Regions from separate parts of the Homo sapiens genome. Here region 2 is linked to region 1. Evidence: chromatin contacts called from ENCODE Hi-C or POLR2A ChIA-PET data. All regions are on one chromosome and are shown on one strand. Each heading gives the region's core, a stretch centred on a gene start or an enhancer-like site at or near the end of the contact. The rest is flanking DNA. Distances are from core to core; before and after follow the strand shown.

Evidence for each region. A loop is a pair of places that touch in the nucleus more often than their neighbours do. ChIA-PET counts read pairs that join two places held with the same protein, here RNA polymerase II (POLR2A). Pooled maps may share reads with other maps.
Region 2: a pooled map shows a loop between it and region 1 (2.6-fold over the local background). The contact joins two enhancer-like sites. A Hi-C loop is called at or near these places in 1 of 168 maps with a recorded cell type or tissue (CD4-positive, alpha-beta T cell) and 5 of 50 pooled maps. POLR2A ChIA-PET finds 5 or more read pairs at or near these places in 2 of 52 experiments (GM12878 and naive thymus-derived CD4-positive, alpha-beta T cell).

What each region holds. Positions count from the first base shown.
Region 1 is chr14:97,992,929-97,995,776 of GRCh38, reverse strand. No RefSeq gene overlaps it. Among named protein-coding and RNA genes, the nearest start is that of LINC01550, 16 kb to the right of the region's middle. Within about 2 kb of position 1,561, at least 3 of the 41 ENCODE cell types and tissues checked have a DNase peak (open chromatin) inside an H3K27ac peak, as active enhancers do; they include CD4-positive, alpha-beta T cell, where a contact is called at or near this core.
Region 2 is chr14:98,208,964-98,211,832 of GRCh38, reverse strand. No RefSeq gene overlaps it. Among named protein-coding and RNA genes, the nearest start is that of LINC02295, 74 kb to the right of the region's middle. Within about 2 kb of position 1,417, at least 3 of the 41 ENCODE cell types and tissues checked have a DNase peak (open chromatin) inside an H3K27ac peak, as active enhancers do; they include CD4-positive, alpha-beta T cell, where a contact is called at or near this core.

The sequences.
Region 1 (2,848 bases), core at 312-2,811:
GGATGGGCTGAATGTCTGGGTAGCTTCAGAATGCCTTAGAGGTGTACTCCTGCTTCCTGGTGGAGGACAGTGACTTAACAAAGCTCCCACTGAGATTTCTGATGCTGCAATAACAACCTGTCTGGTGTTTTGATATTTTTCCCCATTTCCTCTTTTTGGAAAATGTGAAGAAAATGACAGGGAGCTGTCTCTATGAATGCTCAAGAGCCCAAACCAACCGGAGTATAAGAAAGAGGTGGAAGAAATAAACTACGTTTGAAATGTGCTTCTGTTTCAACCTAAGTAAGATGAAAGGCAGCCTGCAAAGTTTTTAATTGAGAAGGCAGGAGGTACCACAGAACAGAGGTCATCTACCTGGTGATGTAGTCATTCATATCAATTGAGCAAATCAAATCTGTTATGCATACGCACAATTCAGAGTTCCAATATCTTTTCCTAGAATAACAAGCAAAGTGCCCTTAACTATTTGCCACAAGCCAGTGAATTGACTCACAGGTGTAGGCTCCCATCTTGGCTCTGTGGCTTGTTGTGAATGTGACCTTCAATGTCATACCCAACATATGAGGGCCAGTGTGAATGTTGAGTCTGACTTCTAGCTCTGGAGTGGTGGTGCGGGTTGGAGATGATGCATGCAGATACTTTTAAGAGACTATCATCATCTGGTCCAAACTATTATTTTGTAGGTGTTGATGCAGACCATTCATCAAGAAGGGAAGGGGCTCCTCTATGATCTCACAGCACCTCTTATGCTGGCCTTGGGACCACCAAAGTAGAAGTCTTTTGGCTGTGACATCTGTGACATGTGGCCCACCTCAAGGTCTGCCTCTTGTCATTAAAAGCCCTTGTCCATATTTCCTCAAAGTCAGTTACACACTAGATACAGGGACCATGTAAAGACAGTGCTCAGCGTCCTATGCCCTCCAGGACAGAGTGACCAACACACTATGCTATGGAGCACTGGAACTGTGGCCAGCCTGAATTGAGATATGCTGTGGGTGGAAAACAAACTCAAGTTCTCATACTCAGTATACCATAAAAAAGTAAAATGTCTCATTGATAATTTTGTGTGGTTTGCTGATTGAAATAATATTTTGAATGAATTGGGTTAAGTCAAATACATCATTAAACTTCATTTCACCTGTTTAATTTTACATTTTTTTAAAATGTGGCTAACAGAACATTTAAAATTACACAGGAGTCTCTCACTATGTTTTACTAGGCAGCGTCATAGTGGCTCAGAATTTTTTTTTTCTTTCTTACTCTACTATCAGGAAATGTACTCCATTTCTTCTTCTGCAACAGAGCCTGTGCTTGCCATCTCATTTTTACTGTGTGCACAGTTTCCTGTAGTAACAGTGGTAACGGTTCTCATAATGATGAAGGTTGTTTGTAAAACCCCACATCCTCGATGGCCTCTTCTTTACAAAATGTTCCCACAGAGATTCTTGCTTCACCATGTCTTTGCCTGCATGGCCAAGATGACTTGGCCCCACACAGGAGTTTCTGCCGGGCATGTCACCATCCCTAGGTCTAATTCAGTGGGGTGAATGGTCACATTCTCAGCCTCCTGCTCCCTCTGATCCTTCTAAAGAAGGAAGTGCCTGCCTCTCTCTCTCACCTTTCACCTGAGGTGATGTAGACACTGTTGATTCAAGGAGGTATTATTTCTTCCTGTTCTGTTCCCTCCAACCGTCCCCACACCACTTTCTTCTTTGTGACTCACTAAACCCATATAACCGACTGGGGTCCTATTTAACTTATGTGCATATTAATTTGGCAAACATTCATTCTGCATCTCCTAAACACCTGATACTGAGCTAGTGGCTAGGGATGGAAAGAAGAGCTTGAACATCGCCTTTGGTTGGCCTCAAGGAATCATAGACAAGTTGATAAAACACAGTATTACAATATATAGAGGCATCAGCTGAGGTCACAAAGTAGGTTGCCTAACACATCTGATGATGAAAGAGAAGACTCTCTAAAGATGTGTTCAGTTGAGTGGAAAGGATGACTATAGCTCAGCTAGGGCTTACTGTATTATTAGTATCATTATTGTTATTTTTGCTATCATCATCATTTTTTAAAGTTAACTGCAAAGGAATGGACTTAAGGAAGAGCATGTAAAATTTAGGGAATTAGAAACACAAGAGATGGAGAATGAGGAAGCTGCTCCTGAAGGCCCCAAAATCCGAGTTTAGGGATTCACATTTCATCGTAAACTCAGTGAGAAGTCCCACGTGGTACTCATAAAGATGCATGAAACAGTCAGCCCAGCATTAGGAATCCATCACTTTGGTAGCCATGGGGTAAGGAATAGAATTGTTCTTACCCTATGTGTGGAGAGAAGATCAGCCATGTGTCCAAAGAGTCCAACTGTTTTGTCTTAGAAGACACAGGCACAAGGTATTTGCAATTGTGTCTGCCTTCCTGTCATCTGAAGAAGGCCCCTCCTGGGGGTCCAGTGTTTGTCTGTGATATTATTTCCCACAGTCCCACCAAGCATAAAGGATTACATCGATGCTTCCTCTCATTGATGATGAGGGCAAAGGTGCTGGGTCCAGCAGGCACCTTGGGGAACTGGAGCAGATTTGGGGATCTGTCCTTCCTGGCCCCAGAGAGACTGGTTTGGTTCAGGGACCCCTGGGGCCCCATTTGAAAAGTGGCTTTTCTCATTTCCCTTTGATCAGGCAGTTCATGGCATATTTGGAAGGACAAGGAGTGATTTGTCTTCCACATGTGTTTTCATTTATTCCTCAAAGGCAGAGCTAAAGCATTAAGCAAGAATACAATAAAGTCCAGTGGGCAGACAAGCTTCAAACAGTCTCAAAGGGTATGTCTAAGATAAGCT
Region 2 (2,869 bases), core at 168-2,667, 220 kb before region 1:
AATTCACGCTAAACATTCTCATTCACTTAGAATATTTCATTTCACTCTGACATTCCCATTCACATTGAAACTTCCAAATCCCTCCAAAAGTTCCAAGTCACCAGTGTTAGAAATCACTGGCTATACTTAGGCTTCTATTATATGTATTCGACTAAGTGATTGTGTTGTCCTGGGGGAAGATATCTGTACAAGGAACATAGAAAACAGGAAGCAGAGTGTGCCCTTATTGTTAACTAGGCTTTTACCCCAAATCTCACTGAGGAGCTCGTTGGTGAAATGTGCTCAAACACGTGTAGGTTAATGACAAGTCCAAAGGCCTGTTATTTTTTTTTTCTTCCTCCAAAAACTATGGTTACCATATAAAACACAAGTCATCCAGTTACATTTGAATTTCAAATGAGCAAGATATTTTTGAGTACAAATGTGACCTAAATATTGTGTATGCATACTGAGAAAAAAATATTTGTTGGTCTTCTAAAATTCTAATTTAACTGGGCATCCTATATTTTTATTTGCAATCTTACTCTAAACCCAAACTCAGATCTGAAGGTATCACCATACTCCAAAGTTAATCCACACAGAAAAAATCTTAGTGACAGTGCCTCATATATAAATGAATTTGAGGTTTAACATATGTTCCCATTGCATCCTCTTCCTCCTTTTCTGTTATCCTCCCTTTTTTTCTTCCTTTCATTTTTTTTTTTTTTCTGAGCAGGTGTATCTGGAATTGCGCTACACATGAAGATTTACAAATGAATTAGACCCATCCCTTTTCTTGGAATAGCTCCTAGTCTTTTGGGAAAGAAAGGCATGCATCTATCCATTGTACAAAACAAAATGCTTTAATAGAATTTCTATCCATCCATCCATCCATCCATCCATCCATTCATCCATCCATCCATCCATCCTCCATCTGAACTCTGATTCATGGAAGAACAACTTACTGATTCTGCTCAAGGAGAAACCTTGGCACACTGTGACAATGTATCTTGAAAACAGACCTCCCATTTTTTTGGATGGTAAAACTGAGTCTTAGAGAAGTTACCCAACTGCAGAGTAGCCGGGTAAGTGGCAGATTCAGGTTATAAATCCCAATCCTTAGCCTCGATATGCAGGACAAAGCTCAACCTGCTCAGCCCCACTTTTCTTCTGCCGTTTTTTTGTCCCCTCTTTCTCACAGAACCTCTACTACCTCATGTGCCAAGGCTCACACGTCTCTCTTGGGTGACATCTGTGGTGGGCGCCGTGACTCCTGTCACCTGTGCGGGGGGCCCGGGCTGCCTCCTCCCCTCCCCCGCCTTCCTCGCCCTGGGCCTGACCGCAGGGGCTGAGTGTCTGGCCTCTGCACACCACTTTCTCAGCAGGGCACTTCCTCCCTGCACGCTGCTCCTGCAAGTTGTTTATCTCTCACAAGGATAGTAACAAAGATCGTATCGGTGAAACTCTGTCTGGGCACAGATGTCTGGCTCCCTGGCAGCTCTTCATCACCCTGCTGTGCCTCACCTTCCAGAAGTCTCCTTCCTCCTCCCCCTGGAGCCCCCTTCTTCCACACTGTGGATGATTAGTTGAAACACAGCAGGGCAGAGCAGGCAGCTGCACTGCTCCACTGAGAGTCTTGGAGCTGCCAGGAGCCAAGGCCCTTCCAGGCCTTCCAGCAACTGTTTAAACACTGGTTGCCCCTGGGCCAGGCATTAGAAGGGGACAGACAGGGAGGTCACAGGGACCCCAGATGGTAGTGAGGATAGCAGCTTGTTGAAGGATGGAAAGGAAAAGAGAGATGGGGCGGACCACGTGACTAATTTAAAATGCCCCAAGTTGGTGGTCTGGGTGCAGAGTCTTCAGATGTGCACTGTCCAGCAAGGCCTTCAGCAGTGATGGAAACATTCCCTTTCTGGGCTGTCCAAGATGGCAGCCACCTGCCCCAGGAGGCTATTGTGAACCTGAGGTATAGTGGGTATGACTGAGGAATGGGATTTTTAACTTTATTTATTTGAATTACTTTGAATGTAAGTAACCACATGTGGCTAGTAGCTAACAAATTAGAGAGCACAGTTTCACAATGTGCTGCCAGACGCCCATGTCGAAGGTGCAACCCTTCAGGCTGACGGACTAGCTCCTTTCTGACCTCTGCTAATATGAAGAGAAGTCCTTGGCTTCTTTGCTCTTGATTTATTAGTTCAGTTTCTCTATATTTAAAGTAAGATTAATAATTCTTGCCTCACCTTCTTAACAATGTGTCAGGAAAATCCAATAAAATAATGAAATAATTGATCATTTTAGCTCACAGCTTTAACATAAGCATCACCACCTTGGCAGGACGCTGCTGTGTGATCTTCCTGTACATTTCTCCCTGGCAATGCCCACAATGATTGTTTAAGATATTTGCACATGTGCAAAGCTCAAAACAAATGCAAGAAACATTCCAATACTTATGTATTGTTTTCTATTACTGAACGTGGAGAGTTGGCCTGGTGATGTGGGTGGAGTGCCCTGGGTGTCTGACCAACCTGAGTCTCAATCCCATATTTTCAGAAGACTACCAGCAGACAGGTCACTTAACCTCTTGGATATCCCACCCCCCATTGGTGAAAGCAAATCCTGATATTCATGGCATGGAAGCTGTCAGGAGAAATGAGAGGAGGTCCTGTCTTTGAGGCATCAAACGCAGTACCCAGGGTACCCACTAAAGGTCAGTGCCTGACCTTCCCATTGGAAAACAAGGGGATTGTGATGAAACATTTAGGACAAATGGTAGCCTTTGAATGCCTCGACGAAGGGCTACTGGGAACATTGCGAAGGCAAGTTCTGCAAATCTGAATGCAGCTCTTATTGGGTGCAAAAAGGACTTCTACTGTTTTCAAACCCCTGT